2 separate regions of the Homo sapiens genome follow, and region 2 is linked to region 1. Evidence: read pairs that join two places in POLR2A ChIA-PET (ENCODE). Cell type or tissue: PC-9. All regions are shown on one strand. Each heading gives the region's core, and the rest is flanking DNA. Links, peaks and the distances in the headings are about the cores only.

Region 1 (8,326 bases), core at 7-8,006:
TCTGTTCTTCCCCAGTAGTGAAAGGGACGTGCAGTTTTGCACACGGGACAGCCCTCGGGAGGGTCCCCAGGAAAAATCTCACGGGCAGCTGCTTGGACCCTCCTGAAGACTGTCTCATCGCAAGCCACTGGTGGCTGAACACAGCACCATCCCGGTCTCTCCTGGCTGGCTTGCCACGTTTTGTTCCCAGGTCAAACTGAAGGTTGGGCTGCTATTTCTTGAGGCCCAGTAACGAGATGCAGATGAACTGGGGAGGAAGAGAGTTTTTATTTCTGTAACCAGTTACAGGGAGAAGGCCTGGAAATTATCACCAGGCCAATTAAAAATTATAAAGTTTTCCAGAGCTTATATACCTTCTAAGCTCTATGTCTATGTGTAGGTGTGCATTCATCTAAAGACATAAGTGATTAACTTCTTTTAATCTATAACTAAGGTCTGAGTCTTGAAGACCTTCTTCTGGAGCCTCAGTAAGTTTACTTAATCTAAATGGGTCCAGGTGCTGGGGTGATTACCCTTCTCTTATCTCCTGCTAAATCACAGAGGTTTGGGGAGTTCCTTCAGAATCCCAATAAACTCATTTGTGGAGGCCTGGGGAGTTTCTTCAGACCCCCAATAAAACTTGTTTAATCATGCTTTGAGGTTCAGGAAAGGCCTAGGCAAAACTCTTGGTGGGCTTTTGTTACATTCTGGCCTTTGTATAAGGGCACTGGCTTTTAATATTTAACTTAACCACTCTATCAGTACTGAAACAGTTGTTATGGAGGCCTGTATTAGTGAAACCTGGCCTGCCACATCCCCTCTCCCTATGTTGGGCTTGGGAAGCAATGAAAAAAACAGCTCCAAGGATCCACAGGCTCAGCAACAGCACTGCCTTTTGGTAAAATTTTTGTTGTTAGTTATACAAGTATTAAAAGGACAAAATCTACTGCTAGGTTTGCATAAGAAAAAAATAAATTAAAAAAACTAAAAATGATAAAATCTCAGTAAAAAGCTCAAATACATGTTTTTGTGTAAAGGAGGTCCTTCTTGACCGCCTCCTTCAATCCCACACTGCTCTCGGAGGATTTTAAACAGTTTCTGGCTGGGTGCAGTGGCTCACGCCTGTAATCCCAGCACTTTGGGAGGCCGAGGCAGGCGGATCACTTGAGGTCAGCAATTCAAGACCAGTCTGGCCAATATGGTGAAACCCTGTCTCTACTGAAAAAAAAAAAATTAGCCAGTCGTGGTGGTGCAAGCCTGTAGTCCCAGCTATTCAGGAGGCTGAAGCAGGATAATTGTTTGAACCCGGGAGGCGGAGGTTGCAGTGAGCAGAAATTGTGCCACTGCACTCCAGCCTGGGTGACAGAGCGAGACTCTGTCTCTAAAAAAAACAGTTTCTGAGTTTCCACCCAGAGCATTTTCCATGCATTGACATTCAGTACCAAAGATAGGTACATTGTGGAGGTTTCACGTAAACAAGAAACTGTACCTATTATTTTGTAATTTGATTTTACTCCCTAACAATTTATTTTAGGGATCTTTTCATGTTAGTCCATTGGTTTGAAGGACTGAAGAATATGGAGGTGCCAGATTTGTTCACTTAGTCCTTTACTAATGGACACTTAGGTTGTTTTCAGTTTTTCCCCTTAACAAACCATACACTATTAACCTAGGCTAACAAAACACTGAACAACCGGCATCCTATTACCTCCAATCTACAACAACAGACGCTCCAAAGGAATAAAACTAAGGAAAGTCAGTCTAGTTACCTCATATCCTAACATGTGTTGTATATAGAGTACTGAGCCCTTACCAACACCATGAAATCAGAGAGGGCTCTCAAGGTCATTTAGAATCAAACTCATGCCATGACTGAGTCTCCTGGAGCAACGCCCTGTGCCACAGAGGTGCCGTCTTGAACACCTCCAGAGATGGGGAGCTCACAACCTGATCAAGATACCTCAGTTCATCTTCCAGGAGCTCAGACTGAAGAGGAAGGGGACAAGAATGGGCTTCACTTGTCTACTTTGTCTCTCCTTCCCCACTCCAAGGCTGCTGCTGGAGTTTGACCTACTGATCTTCAGCTTCGGACAGCTGCCATTGGCGCTGGTGACCTGGGTGCCCATGTTTCTGTCCACCCTGTTGGCGCCGTACCAGGCCCTACGGCTGTGGGCCAGGGGCACCTGGACGCAGGCGACGGGCCTGGGCTGTGCGCTGCTAGCCGCCCACGCCGTGGTGCTCTGCGCGCTGCCGGTCCACGTGGCCGTGGAGCATCAGCTCCCGCCGGCCTCCCGTTGTGTCCTGGTCTTCGAGCAGGTGAGGGCCGAGCCCTGCTGACGGACAGGAAGGAACCAGCTGGTGGGGCCATCTCAGCAGAGGGGGAGTCCCCCAAAGAGGGGGCGGGGCCCACGAGAGGGAGGCGCTGGAGAAGGCATTGGCAGGGGCGGAGCTAGTTACCGGGGGTGGAGTCCATTACGAGGGATTTGGGGAACCTGCAGGCTGGAAGGCAAACACTGTGACACCGCCATCACAGGAGGTTGACCGGAAGACTCCGCTCTGGCCTCTTATCCTAGCAGCCTTCATTCATCCCAGCATATGTTAGGCTATACGGCCATCCAACAAAAAGAAAAAGTATGGGCTCTGACCAGACAGATCTTACACTCTGCCTGCCTCTCAGAGGTAACCCAGAGCACAGAGAGGTTAAGCGATTTGCTTAAAGCCACACAGCAACTTTTCCTCCCCTTCCATTCTGCCACAGGTTAGGTTCCTGATGAAAAGCTACTCCTTCCTGAGAGAGGCTGTGCCTGGGACCCTTCGTGCCAGACGAGGTGAGGCCTTCATCTTGCCCGGTTGTGAACTCAGTCCTCTTGGCTGACTGAATGAAGCCAGCAGGTGCAGGATCCTGATAAAAGTCCCTGCCTTCCTAAGCCCGGGTTGCCCACCAGGCACAGCCCTGGCATCCAGCTGGGCTCTGTGGGCCTTCATCATTAGGCATTCTCAGCCCCTGCCTCTGACAGATGGCACCTCTGTTACCCAGGACTTCTGGCACTTTCCTATTTCCTATTTCCAGGCCCAGCCTGTCACCCAGGCTTTGTTATTCCATTTATAGAGCACAGGCAGAGTATATTTAGCATCATTCTTAAGGGCCCTAAAATTTTTGGAATGACAAGTTGGCACTGGCTCCAACTTAAAGTCACCAGCTGCATTAGCCCTTAACAAGAGCCCTTAAAGTCACCAGCTGCAGGCTGAGCACAGTGGCTCACACAGGTAATCCCAGCACTCTGGGACACTGAGACAGGAGGATCGTTTGAGCCCAGGAGTTCAAGACCAGCCTGAGCAACGTAGTGAGATGGGGTCTCACTTCAAAAAACTTTTTAAAATTAGCCAGGTGTGGTGGCTAATGCCTGTGGTCCCAGCTGTGTGGAAGGCTGAGGTGAGAAGATTACTTGAGTCCGGGAGGTGAAGGCTGCAGTGAGCCATGACTATGTCACTGTACTCCAGCCTGGGCAACAGACTGAGATCCCATCTCAAAAAAAAAAAGTGAGAGACATGCAACTCTTTCTTTCACTCACTTGAACACTTAAAGACCATTTCAACGTTATTAATTGGCCCAATTTCAAATTTTTTTTTTTTTTTTTGAGATGGAGTCTTGCCCTGTTTCCCAGGCTGGAGTGCAGTGGCACGATCTTGGCTCACTGCAGCCTCCACCTTCTGGGTTCAAGCGATTCTCCTGCCTCAGCCTCCTGAGTAGCTGGGATTATAGGTGTGTGTCACCACACCCAGCTAACTTTTTTGTACTTTTAGTAGAGACAGGGTTTCACCATGTTGGCCAGGGTGGTCTCGAACTCCTGACCTCCAGTGATCCACCCACCTCAGCCTCCCAAAGTGCTGGGATTACAGGCATGAGCCACCGCGCCCGGCCAATTTTTTTTTTTTTTTTTTTTTTTTTAGAGACAGGGTCTTGCTATGTTGCCCAGGCTGGTCTTGAACTCCTGGGCTTAAGCAATCCTCCTGCCTTGGCCTCCCAAAGTGTTGGGATTACAGGAGTGAGCCATTGAGGCTGGCCCCTAATTTCAATATCGTTGTATCTCAGCGAATAGGAAAGCTCGAGGAGAACAGAAGAGATGGGAGAATGGCCGGTCAGCAGAGTAGTCAGAACACACACAGAATTTGTCAGTTAAGTTTGCTCTCTTATTTGGGTGTATTTCATGATGCCCTAAAACAATTACAATTGTAACATTAAAAATCACTGGTCACAGTGATTTTTGCCGAGGTGAGAAGTTGGGGTAGAAGGGTGGACCTGTGACTCATGGTGGTGGAGAGGGGACGTTTCTGGGAGGCCTGGGGAGGCAGTGGGAGGGTGGTGCCAAGGGAAGAGGAGGCCAGTGCTGGGCCAGAGGTCCAATGCCACCGGCAGCTGCCAGTGTCCCTCTCCAGTTATGTATCCCCACACCCCCTCCAGGCCCTGGGCTGTGTGCTCTATGCCTGTGCACCATACCACATATAATAATAAGAAGAAAGAAATATTTCAGGAATTGCCAAAATGTGACACAGTGGCATGAAGTGAGCACTTGCCGTTGGAAAAAGTGGCACTGATAGCCTTGTCTCTTGCAGGGTTGCCACAAACTTTCAATTTGTAAAAGAGGCAATATCTGGGAAGTGCAGTAAAATAAGATGTGCCTGTATTAGGAAGTCCAGACAGAAGGGGAAGGAGAATGGGTTGTCGAACGTGTGGGTACCAAATGAAGCTCTGGCCACAGCAGGCCCTGCACTGGAAGATAGGGTGCCTGAAATGACAGCAGAAGAGATGGTGTTAAAGAGCCAGTTCCGCTCCTGCCCAGCTTAGCTCCCCTAGCCCGCATCCAGGTCCTACGTCCAGCTCCTTGCTTATCCCCCACCCCCACCCTATCCATTTCTCCACTCACCAATCCCACCACCCTTCCCCAGCAGCCCCCTCACCTCTGCCCTCTGCCCTTGCCCTTACTAATCCACCCCTCTCATTCCTCCCCAGGTGAGGGGATCCAGGCCCCCAGTTTCTCCAGCTACCTCTACTTCCTCTTCTGCCCAACACTCATCTACAGGGAGACTTACCCTAGGTAAGACCCTGCACTCCTTCCCCAAATGCCCAGGCCCATCAGGAAACTTACCCTTCTACTCTCCCCTCCCTGAGGTCCTCAGGCTCACCTCAGGCACTGGCCACTTTCTCAGGAAGCATCTCATAATAAAGATGGGAAATAGGTGACTGGTAGACTACCCTGTCTCCTTGCCCGGCCTATGATGACACTAGGGCAACCCACTTTCCTGGTTTACCCAGGACTGTCTTGATAATCCTACCCATCCTACACACCCTTGTTGACATCCATGCTTAAAACCCACTTGTTATCTCTGTTATGGAAAGTTCAGAGTATCCTAGACCCCACCACCCTAGATAATCCTCCCAGGCCTAAGCAATTAAGGGAACTGAGGAGAGAGGGCCCCAGAACCCGTGCCCAGGCTGAACAGAGAACAACATGAAAGAATGAGAAACATATTGTCCCCATTGCCGCTGCAGGACGCCCTATGTCAGGTGGAATTATGTGGCCAAGAACTTTGCCCAGGTGAGAAGATAGGGTAGAAGGGTGGACCTGTGACTCATGGTGGTGGAGAGGGGACATTTCTGGGAGGCCTGGGGAGGCAGTGGGAGGGTGATGCCAAGGGAAGAGAAGGCCAGTGCTGGGCCAGAGGTCAATGCCACCGGCAGCTGCCAGCATCCCTCTCCAGTTATGTGTCCCCATGCCCCCTCCAGGCCCTGGGATGTGTGCTCTATGCCTGCTTCATCCTGGGCCGCCTCTGTGTTCCTGTCTTTGCCAACATGAGCCGAGAGCCCTTCAGCACCCGTGCCCTGGTGCTCTCTATCCTGCATGCCACGTTGCCAGGTGAGCCAACTAAGGTAGGGCTAGAGCAGCTGTGCCCTGGGGAAGGCTAATCAGGGAAGGCCTTGCTAGTTACCTTCCCTCAGTTTCAACACGTTCTCCTTCTGAGTCTCTCCTCACATCTGTCCCCTCCTATCAGGGCCATTGCCATGGTCTCAGTTCAGACCATCTGCTCCCCCTCCACATCAGCCTCCTAACCCATCTCCCTGGCACCCAGATCTTTCCTTTCCCATCTACCCCTAACACTGCTGCCCAGGTGAACTTTCCTACTGCAACTAATCATTCCCTACCCTCCTTCAAAAACTCTAGTGATAAGTCAATGCTGGCACTTTTGGATCAGATATGAACCCTTGATGTGGCATCCAAGGCTCCTTCCCACACAGCCCCAGCCTATCTGGGGGAAGATATGTGCTTCCATGCCTCCAGGCCTTTGCCCATACTGGCCCCTCAGCTTGAAATACCCTTTCCTAATTTTCAGCCATGGAATCTAGTTGCTTCTTGGAGGCCCATGGTTGAGATGCCCCCTCCTGTGGGAAGCCTTCCTTTTGTAGCCATCAATTACTATGACCCACCTGTTTCTCTGTACTCACAGGCACATCAATGCCACCATACTTAGCTCCCATTACATTTGCCCTGGACACATGGTTGGACATCTTTCTGTCTCTGTCTCTGTGTGTGTCTCACTTCAATTACTCTGTGAACTCCCAATGGCCCTTTGAGATTCATCTCTATCACCAACATCTGGCACAAAGTGATGCCAAGTAAATGTACATGAACAAATGGATGAATAAATGAATGCATGAGGCCAGGCACAGTGGCTCACACCTGTAATCACAACACTTTGGGAGGCCAAAGGAGGAGGACCGCTTGAGGCCAGGAGTTCGAGACTAGACTGGACAATATAGTGAGATCTCATCTCTACAAAAAACTTAAAAATAGCCAGGCATGGTGGCTCACACCTGTAATCCCAGCACTTTGGGAGGCTAAGGTGGGTGGATCACGAGGTCAGGAGATCAAGACCATCCTGGCTAACACGGTGAAACCCCATCTCTACCAAAAATACAAAAAATTAGCCGGGCGTGGTGGCGGGCGTCTGTAGTCCCAGCTACTCGGGAGGCTGAGGCAGGAGAATGGCATGAACCCAGGAGGCGGAGCTTGCAGTGAGCTGAGATCGTGCCACTGCACTCCAGACTGGGAGAGAGAGACTCCGTCTCAAAAAAATAATAATAATAAAAAAAATTAGCTGGGAGTGGTGGCTCATGTCTGTAGTTCCAGTTACTTGGGAGGCTGAGGTGGGAGGATCACTTGAGTCCAGGAGTTTGAGGCTGCAGCGAGCTATGATCACACCACTGCAGTCCAGCCTGTCTCAAAAAAAAAAAAAAAAAGGAATGCATAAATTTGTGAATTACCAATAAATGAATGGTAAGAGTTGGGGCCCTGGTTTCTGGGCAGGGGCTCCTCAGAACCCAGATCAGGGCTGCCTGTGGGTCCATGTGGGCCAGCCTGACCTGCAGCCTCTTGTCCCCAACCACCAGGCATCTTCATGCTGCTGCTCATCTTCTTTGCCTTCCTCCATTGCTGGCTCAACGCCTTTGCCGAGATGCTACGATTTGGAGACAGGATGTTCTACCGGGTGGGGCCTGGACCTAGGCCAGTTGGAAGCTGGAGATAGGGAGGGTTAGGGAGGGATCTGGGGAAGATGGTAGCCAGGTTGGGTGTCACTTCAGCCATGCTGTTCACCTCCCATAATAAGAAATGCAGTCCTCTGGATGTGCTTATAATGCCACCCCTCCACCTCCTGACAAGCCAGGGCTAACTGCTTTTGTGTGCATGGTACTACAGAATCTTCTCCTGAGAGAGGGAGTAGGAGGGAGGACAGGGCCTCCGTGACCTGAGGAGGGAGGTGGGAGAGTGTCTGCTGTCCCTGTTCTGCCAGGAGCCAGCCCTTCTGGAACACTGGGATAGGGTGCAGGCAGAGGGAGCAGTGGGGAGGAGCCGGAACCCAGATGCTTGCTTACCTCCTTTCCCCCACTCTGACCCCACCTTCTCCAGGACTGGTGGAACTCAACGTCCTTCTCCAACTACTACCGCACTTGGAACGTGGTGGTCCATGACTGGCTGTACAGCTACGTGTATCAGGATGGGCTGCGGGTATGGGCCCTGCAGACCCCTTCAGCTCTCACAGTTAATAGGGGCTCTCCTTCCTTCCCTCTCCTTCCCTCCTGCTACAGTGTGGCAACTACACCACTCACCTAAGGGCCTAAGGGCCGTTTTGATTTCATCTGTCCTCATTTTCTCATTTTACCCAACCCAATGGGTAGAAAGTCCTTGCAATCTTAACTTTCTTCCATCTTTATCCTTAATTCCACCCTGTCCACAGGGCATTGTTTCCCACCTTAGCCTTCTAAGGAACATGCACATAGCAATTTTCAGCT
Region 2 (8,326 bases), core at 314-8,313, 140 kb after region 1:
GGATGGCAGCGAGCGAGGCCAGGCCAGGAGAAGCAACCGCAGCCTCCTATGGTCGCCCCTTCCCGACCCACCCCAGGCGTCAGGAGTTCCGCGCCCGGGTAAGGGAAGGAGGGCGGGCGGGCGGGGCGGGGCGGGGTTTTGGCGCCGCGCCCCCGTCACGTGATGAAGCCATCATGGCGGCGGCCAGAGGCCTGCCCGGCTCCCGGAAGCAGGCTGTGAGGGGCGGGAGCGCTGCTGGAACCCGAGCCGGAGCCGGAGCCACAGCGGGGAGGGTGGCCTGGCGGCCTGGAGCCGGACGTGTCCGGGGCGTCCCCGCAGACCGGGGCAGCAGGTGAGGCGGAGTCTGGGCGAGGTGCAAGTGGATGTGGCAGGGCTGGGCAGGGGCTAGGGGGCGCAGTGGGGTGCCAGTGACCTGGAGGAGTGGGCCTCTGAGATGCACACGCATGACCCTGAAGCAACTCGAGAGGCCTGCGCGGGTGGGAGGGATGCCCGGGACAGAGGATGAGACACTGAGGGCAAAAAGAGGCTCCGCAGCGAGGACGGGAGGTAATAGAAGGAAGTGTACGGGAGCTGCTGTGGGAAAGGGCAGTAGAATTTGCGGGAGCGGGATTATTGAAAGGGACTCCCTCTTCACAGGCAAGGATGGGTTGAGTGCCCAGTCCTCTCCCCTGTCTTCTTACCCCTCCCTGCCCCACAGTGTCCTAGGAGACAGCTTTGGCGTGGCCACTCCTCCCACCCACCCAACTGGTCCCTCCGGTCTGAGATCTTGGGGAGTGGAGTTGGCAGCGGGGTTGGGTGGAGCTGCCATCTGCTTAAGACAGCCCCTTGACCGTGCTGCCCGAAGGATGGATATGGCTCTGACTCCCACCTCTCTTCCCAGGTCGTCCGGGGGCCCACCATGCTGGTGACTGCCTACCTTGCTTTTGTAGGCCTCCTGGCCTCCTGCCTGGGGCTGGAACTGTCAAGATGCCGGGCTAAACCCCCTGGAAGGGCCTGCAGCAATCCCTCCTTCCTTCGGTTTCAACTGGACTTCTATCAGGTCTACTTCCTGGCCCTGGCAGCTGATTGGCTTCAGGCCCCCTACCTCTATAAACTCTACCAGCATTACTACTTCCTGGAAGGTCAAATTGCCATCCTCTATGTCTGTGGCCTTGCCTCTACAGTCCTCTTTGGCCTAGTGGCCTCCTCCCTTGTGGATTGGCTGGGTCGCAAGAATTCTTGTGTCCTCTTCTCCCTGACTTACTCACTATGCTGCTTAACCAAACTCTCTCAAGACTACTTTGTGCTGCTAGTGGGGCGAGCACTTGGTGGGCTGTCCACAGCCCTGCTCTTCTCAGCCTTCGAGGCCTGGTATATCCATGAGCACGTGGAACGGCATGACTTCCCTGCTGAGTGGATCCCAGCTACCTTTGCTCGAGCTGCCTTCTGGAACCATGTGCTGGCTGTAGTGGCAGGTGTGGCAGCTGAGGCTGTAGCCAGCTGGATAGGGCTGGGGCCTGTAGCGCCCTTTGTGGCTGCCATCCCTCTCCTGGCTCTGGCAGGGGCCTTGGCCCTTCGAAACTGGGGGGAGAACTATGACCGGCAGCGTGCCTTCTCAAGGACCTGTGCTGGAGGCCTGCGCTGCCTCCTGTCGGACCGCCGCGTGCTGCTGTTGGGCACCATACAAGCTCTATTTGAGAGTGTCATCTTCATCTTTGTCTTCCTCTGGACACCTGTGCTGGACCCACACGGGGCCCCTCTGGGCATTATCTTCTCCAGCTTCATGGCAGCCAGCCTGCTTGGCTCTTCCCTGTACCGTATCGCCACCTCCAAGAGGTACCACCTTCAGCCCATGCACCTGCTGTCCCTTGCTGTGCTCATCGTCGTCTTCTCTCTCTTCATGTTGACTTTCTCTACCAGCCCAGGCCAGGAGAGTCCGGTGGAGTCCTTCATAGCCTTTCTACTTATTGAGTTGGCTTGTGGATTATACTTTCCCAGCATGAGCTTCCTACGGAGAAAGGTGATCCCTGAGACAGAGCAGGCTGGTGTACTCAACTGGTTCCGGGTACCTCTGCACTCACTGGCTTGCCTAGGGCTCCTTGTCCTCCATGACAGTGATCGAAAAACAGGCACTCGGAATATGTTCAGCATTTGCTCTGCTGTCATGGTGATGGCTCTGCTGGCAGTGGTGGGACTCTTCACCGTGGTAAGGCATGATGCTGAGCTGCGGGTACCTTCACCTACTGAGGAGCCCTATGCCCCTGAGCTGTAACCCCACTCCAGGACAAGATAGCTGGGACAGACTCTTGAATTCCAGCTATCCGGGATTGTACAGATCTCTCTGTGACTGACTTTGTGACTGTCCTGTGGTTTCTCCTGCCATTGCTTTGTGTTTGGGAGGACATGATGGGGGTGATGGACTGGAAAGAAGGTGCCAAAAGTTCCCTCTGTGTTACTCCCATTTAGAAAATAAACACTTTTAAATGATCATTGATTTGATTTACTCATCCTTACCTGTAGCCTTATCAGTAGTTTCTGGTGAGTGGGCAGCTAGAGGTTTTTTTTTTAGTTTTTTTTTGTTTTGTTTTGTTTGTTTTTGTTTTGAGACGGAGTCTTGCTCTGTCGCCCAGGCTGGAGTGCAATGGCGCGATCTTGGCTCACTGCAACCTCCGCCTCCCGGATTCAAGCAATTCTCCTGCTTCAGCCTCCCAAGTAGCTGGGATTACATGTGCCTGCTACCATGCCCAGCTAATTTTTGTATTTTTAATAGAGATGGGGTTTCATGTTGACCAGGCTGGTCTCGAACTCCTCACTTCAGGTGATCCACCCACCTCGGCCTCCCAAAGTGTTGGGATTACAGGCATGAGCCACCACGCCCAGCCCAGCTAGAGGTTTTGAGGTGGGATTATCAGCAAAAGTTTTCTGTTTCTAACTTCTCCAAGGCTGTCTCCAGTTCAAACTGAGAACTATGGAATTGCTCTCAGCAGAGCTGTGTGGGAAGGGCCTGAGGCTTCTAGGTCCTCCACATTCCTCTGTTGTGGGACAGGCACTCCCCCCAGTTGTCAAGCAGAACCCTTGCTTACATCCAGGGTAAGATGATCTCCAGAGCACATGGAGTAGATGCCCCATATGCCAGGCCACTGAGCAAAGATTCCAGGGGCTTGGGCTGCTGCTGTGACCACTCCTTGGGCAAAGCCAGGGCCCTTCCTACCAAAGTAAGCTTGCAGCTCAGCACAGGCCTGCTGCCTCCCTTTTGCCTCTGTGGCTATGAATGCACCATTTGTCCAACATCATCTGGGTCTACCAGATCCTGTATCCCTGTGTGAAACCGAAGTGAAAGGCTGCCAAGGGGACAGAGTGGTGCATGGCTGAGGGACTAGGATGTCTTATCTGTACCTGACTGTCCCCAACCCAGCCTGAATGAGGGTGAGGGAGCCATCAGGGCAGGAAACAGTACTAGTGAGCCAGTTCTGTGGGTGCCTCCCTGCCTCACCTCTGATTGTATCTGCCTTTCCTCCTCCCACCAAAACCTGGGCTTCTCAGGGGAAGCACAGCCAGCTTTAAGAAGGGTGGGGAGGGAAGGAGGGTAGGCTCAAGGATGTGTCCTGGAATGTGCTTGAGATGGGCATGGGGGACACATACCCTTTCTGGAAAGGGGTTAATGACCTTTCCTTGGGTCCCAGACTACTCAGAAAGATGCAGGATGTTCCAAGACCTGCAGGTCCCAACCTGTGTGGAGAGATAGCATCAGCAGGTGCTGGTGGAATGCAGGGTGGAAGGGCTTCTGCAGGGTGAGGCCAAGGGGAGGAATGGGTGGTGGTCTCAGGTCCCTACTCAGACTAGGAAAAAACATGTTCCCCCACCCAGGCTTCAGGGAATAGAGGTTGAGGTTAAGTAAGAAAAACACATATCAGCCAGGTGTGGTGACTTACACCTGTAATCCCAGCACTTTGGGAGGCCCAGGAGTTTGAGACCAGCCTGGGCAACACGGCGAAACCCCGTCTCTACAAAAAATACAAAAATTAGCTGTGCGTAGTGGCATGTGCCCATGGTCTGAGTTACTTGGGAGGCTGAGGTGGGAGGATCAATTGAGCCTGGGAGATCGAGGCTGCAGTGAGTGATAATTGAGACACGCCACTGCACTCCAGCCTGGGCAACAGAATGAGACTGTCTCAAAAAACAAAAAAAAAGAAAAGGCATCTTTTCTACTACCCCCCTACTCCTGCCACCCATCATCTCAAGACTAAAGACAGTCTTGCAATAACTCCACTTCCTCTTTCTGCCCTGTTGGGCTAGACCTAGATATACTTTATAGTTATTTGTAGATGTTCCGTCTCAAGATCATGCTATGATCTTGAGGGGAAGAGGAAACAGTCTTACTCACCTTTATCTCCTGCATATATACACACAATTGGATGCTTTCCCCATGGCTGTGCTCAGTACATATCTGGAGAGGAGACAGGCTAGCTCACACCTGGCTTTTCAGGAGACACTTGGTGATTTGTTGTTTTGGATGACAATATCATTATTATCGGTTTTTGTTTTATTTTGTTTTTGAGATAGGGTCTCGCTCTGTCGCCTAGGCCAGAGTGTAGTGGCAGGATCATGGCTCACTGCAGCCTCGACCTCCTGGGCTCAAGCGATCCTCCCACCTTAGCCTCCCAAGTAGTAGGGACTACAGGCAGCACCACCATACCCAGCTAATTTTTTAAAAATTTTTGTAGAGACAAGGGTCTATGTTGCCCAGGCTCATCTGAAACTCCTGGGTTCAAGCCATCCTCCCTTCTCAGCCTCCCAAAGTGCTGGGATTACAGGTGTGAGCCACCACACCTGGCCTGACAGTAATTATTAGTGGCCCTCACATTCCTAAGTGATATGGAAATAGAGGGGTAGGGGAGACTAATGAGATTCCTTTAGCTTTGTCCCTGATGAGCTTGCTTCAAAGGGGCTGGTGGCAAATAGAGTGGAGAGTGTTCTTTCCTGTCAGACTCACAGCGTGTTAAGAGCTGGAAGGCATCTTAGAGATTATCCATTTGGCCTTAAACATTTTTTATTGAGCACCTGCTATGCCGTGTGTTTTACCGCTAGGTACTGGTGATATTTTTATTTATTATTTTATTTTATTTTATTTTTTAAGATGGAGTTTCGCTCTTGTCACCCAGGCTGGAGTGCAGTGGCACAATCTCGGCTCACCACAACCTCTACCTCCCAGGTTCAAGCAATTCTGCCTCAGCCTCCCAAGTAGCTGGGACTACAGGCGTGCACCACCACGCCTAGCTAATTTTTGTATTTTTAGTAGAGACAGGGTTTCACCATCTTGGCCATGCTGGTCTCAAACTCCTGACCTCATGATCCACCCGCCTTGGCCTCCCAAAGTGCTGGGATTACAGGCATGAGCAACCGTGCCCGGCCTATTTATTTATTTTTTTGAGATGGAGTCTCGCTGTATTGCCAGGCTGGAGTGCAGTGGCACCATCTCGGCTCCGAGGTTCAAGTGATTCTCCTGCCTCAGCCTCCCGCGTAGCTGGGACTACAGACACACCCCACCGCACCCAGTTAATTTTTAGTAGAGACGAGATTTCACCATGTTGGCCAGAATGGTCTTGATTTCTTGACCTCGTGATCCACCCGCCTCAGGCTCCCAAAGTGCTGGGATTACAGGCGTGAGCCACCACACCTGGCCTTATTTATTTATTTATTTATTTATTTATTTATTTTACCCAAGAGGAAAATCCACTTAAAGAAAGCAAATAACTTGCCTAAGGGCATGTAGCAAGTGAGTGATAAAACTAAGACTAAACCTTGCCTCTTTTTGCCAACCCAGTGCCCCCTCTATGACACATGCTGCCTCTGTCCCATGGGACTTCACTTACCTGTTTTTTTAGCCTCCAGCCCTGCTTCCCCACCCAAAGCTCTGTCCCTGGAGAACAGCAAGAGAGTAGGAGTATTTGGCTGTCTGATCCACTTAGGGGTATCTATCCAGATTATTCAAATGAGGGACTGGTTCACCAGGTGCATACTCCCTGCGAAATGCTGCTCATGATGCTCCACCAAGAGGCCCCATAGGGAAGTGATTAAAAATGTGGATCTGAGGGCCGGGTGCGGTGGCTCACACCTGTAATCCCAGCACTTTGGGAGGCCAAGGCGGGCGGATCATGAGGTCAGGAGATCAAGACTATCCTGGCTAACACGGTGAAACCCTGTCTTTACTAAAAATACAAAAAATTAGCCAGTTGTGGTGGTGGGCGCCTGTAGTCCCAGCTACTTGGGAGGCTGAGGGAGAAGAATGGCATGAACCCGGGAGGTGGAGCTTGCAGTGAGCCAAGGTCGCACCACTGCACTCCAGCCTGGGCGACAGAGGGAGACTCCACCTGGAAAAAAAAAATGTGGATCTGGCCGGGCACAGTGGCTCACTCCTGTAATCCCAGCACTCTGGGAGGCCAAGGCAGGTGGATCACCAGAGGTCAGGAGTCGAGACCAGCCTGGCCAACATGGTGAAACCCGTCTCTATGATAATACAAAAATTAGCCAGGCATGGTGGTGGGCGCCTGTAATCCCAGCTACTCGGGAGGCTGAAGCAGGAGAATCGCTTGAACCCTGGAGGCGGAGGTTGCAGTGAGCCGAGATCATGCCATCATGCCATTCATTGCACTCCAGCCTGGGCAACAAGAGTGAAACTCCATCTCAAAAAAAAAAAAAAAAAAAGCCCAACTGCCTGGTTTGAATCTGGCTCCACAACTCTGTGCCTCAGTTTCCTCATCTGTGAAATGGGGAGGATAGTATAGTTTCAACCCCTAAGGGTTCTTGTGAGGATTAAATGCGTCATTGTACTTAAGTGCTTAGAACAGTATTTGGCCCACAGTATAAGCACTACATAAGTGTTTGCTTTTATATTTTATTTTTTAACTTCTCCAATCCAGCTGAGCCTATCTAGATTTGAGTGTGGGAATGAGTGGACAGGACTGTAATGGGGTGTAGAACTTCCCAATGCATCTTAGTGATTGGGGGATTCCCAGCAGCGTTTATCCTCAGTACTGGCCCAGATGGAATTATCGAGCTATTTGAGAAGGCTTCTACTCTGGGATATGTGAGCATCTGAGCTGGGTGTCAATGTGTTCCACTTGAACTCATTTCCTCTTCCTCTAGTGGGAAAGTCAGCTTGGGGTTAGACTGGATACAACCACCATCTTTCACTAAGAGGCTCCTGATTTTCTGAATTTCCATCCAGCTGGAAACATGATTATTTGATCTGGAGCTTTTAAGCGATCCTGAGGAGAAAAGAGAAACATCCTGGGGACCCAGGAGCCAATGAACGAGGAGGCAGGAGGACTGGGGCAGGAAGACAGTACAGGGTTCTGAGGCCTGGAGGATGACCTCTTCCTGGAAATTCAGTCCCTGCCCTGGGAGGGGAGGGGGCTGTTCCCGGCTAATGGTCAGCTGAGTCTAGGTCCTCTCCTTATCGCTCTTCCCCTAACCCCAATCCTGTGGTTTTCCTGCCCTTTTTATTATTTGCTGCCACTACCTCCCCATAGAACCACAGATTGGAAATGTAACACAAACAAATGTCATGCTTGAGATCAGATCTGATGTTATAAAAATACCTCACATTTACTTTAACTGTTTTTTTCATAAAGTTATATGGTCTCATTGTAAAATGGTCAAATGCAAATACAGAAATGCATATTTTATATACATATGTGAATATCAGTATGTGCTAATTACGTTATAGTAGTATATTAAAATACATATATTTGTATTGCTATATAAATATATAGTTGACGCTTGAACAACAGCAAGCCACTGACCCATGGCGCAGTTCAAAATCTGAGTATGGCTTTTTCTTTTTTTTTTTGGGGGGGACAGGGCCTCCCTCTTTCACCCAGGCTGGAGGGCAGTGGCACAATTTTGGCTCACTGCAGCCTCAGCCTCCTGGATTCAAGCAATTCTCCTACCTCTGCCTCCCCAGTAACTGGGACTACAAGGTGTGCGCCATCATGCCTGACTAATTTTTGCATTTTTAGTAGAGATGGGGTTTCACCATGTTGGCCAGGCTGGTCTCAAACTCCTGATCTCAAGTGAGCCGCCCACCTTGGCCTCCCAAAGTGCTGGGGTTACGGGAGTGAGCCACCATGCCCGGCTTTTTCTTGAGACTGAATCTTGCTATGTCACCCAGGCTGGCCTCCAACTGCTGAGCTCAAGTGATCCTCCCACCTCCACCTCAGCCTCCAGACTGGCTGGGACTACTCAAACACCACCGTGCTTGGCATTTTTTTTTTTTTTTTGCCTTCTGTTGCTGCCTCTGAAAATAATTCATTTTTTTTCTTTTTCGTTTTAAGACAAGGTCTTA

The links. ChIA-PET counts read pairs that join two places held together with the same protein. Peaks named below come from ENCODE experiments on the same cell type or tissue, not always from the same donor. Only the 100,000 strongest peaks of a DNase experiment are listed, where the experiment ranks them.
Region 2: POLR2A ChIA-PET joins it to region 1 with 18 read pairs; 5 of 35 experiments call an interaction of 5 or more read pairs at or near these places.

The regions. Positions count from the first base shown.
Region 1 is chr12:53,113,360-53,121,685 of GRCh38, forward strand. SOAT2 (sterol O-acyltransferase 2) reads left to right here. Exons shown (of 15, transcript NM_003578.4): 6 at 2,031-2,295; 7 at 2,738-2,807; 8 at 4,991-5,075; 9 at 5,531-5,576; 10 at 5,765-5,894; 11 at 7,427-7,524; 12 at 7,944-8,042. LOC124902936 (a long non-coding RNA gene) reads right to left here and starts at 2,172. Exons shown (of 3, transcript XR_007063315.1): 1 at 1,940-2,172; 2 at 1-247. In PC-9, for the core only: no CTCF peak of the experiment used is centred there; no DNase peak of the experiment used is centred there.
Region 2 is chr12:53,251,938-53,260,263 of GRCh38, forward strand. SLC61A1 (solute carrier family 61 member 1) reads left to right here and starts at 158. Exons shown (of 2, transcript NM_032889.5): 1 at 158-331; 2 at 881-2,469. The coding sequence starts at 899. The coding sequence ends at 2,251. RefSeq lists enhancers at 4-675, 4,309-4,508 and silencers at 141-420, 431-480. In PC-9, for the core only: a CTCF peak has its summit at 491; a DNase peak (open chromatin) is centred at 734; H3K4me3 peaks cover 1,124 bases; H3K27ac peaks cover 552 bases.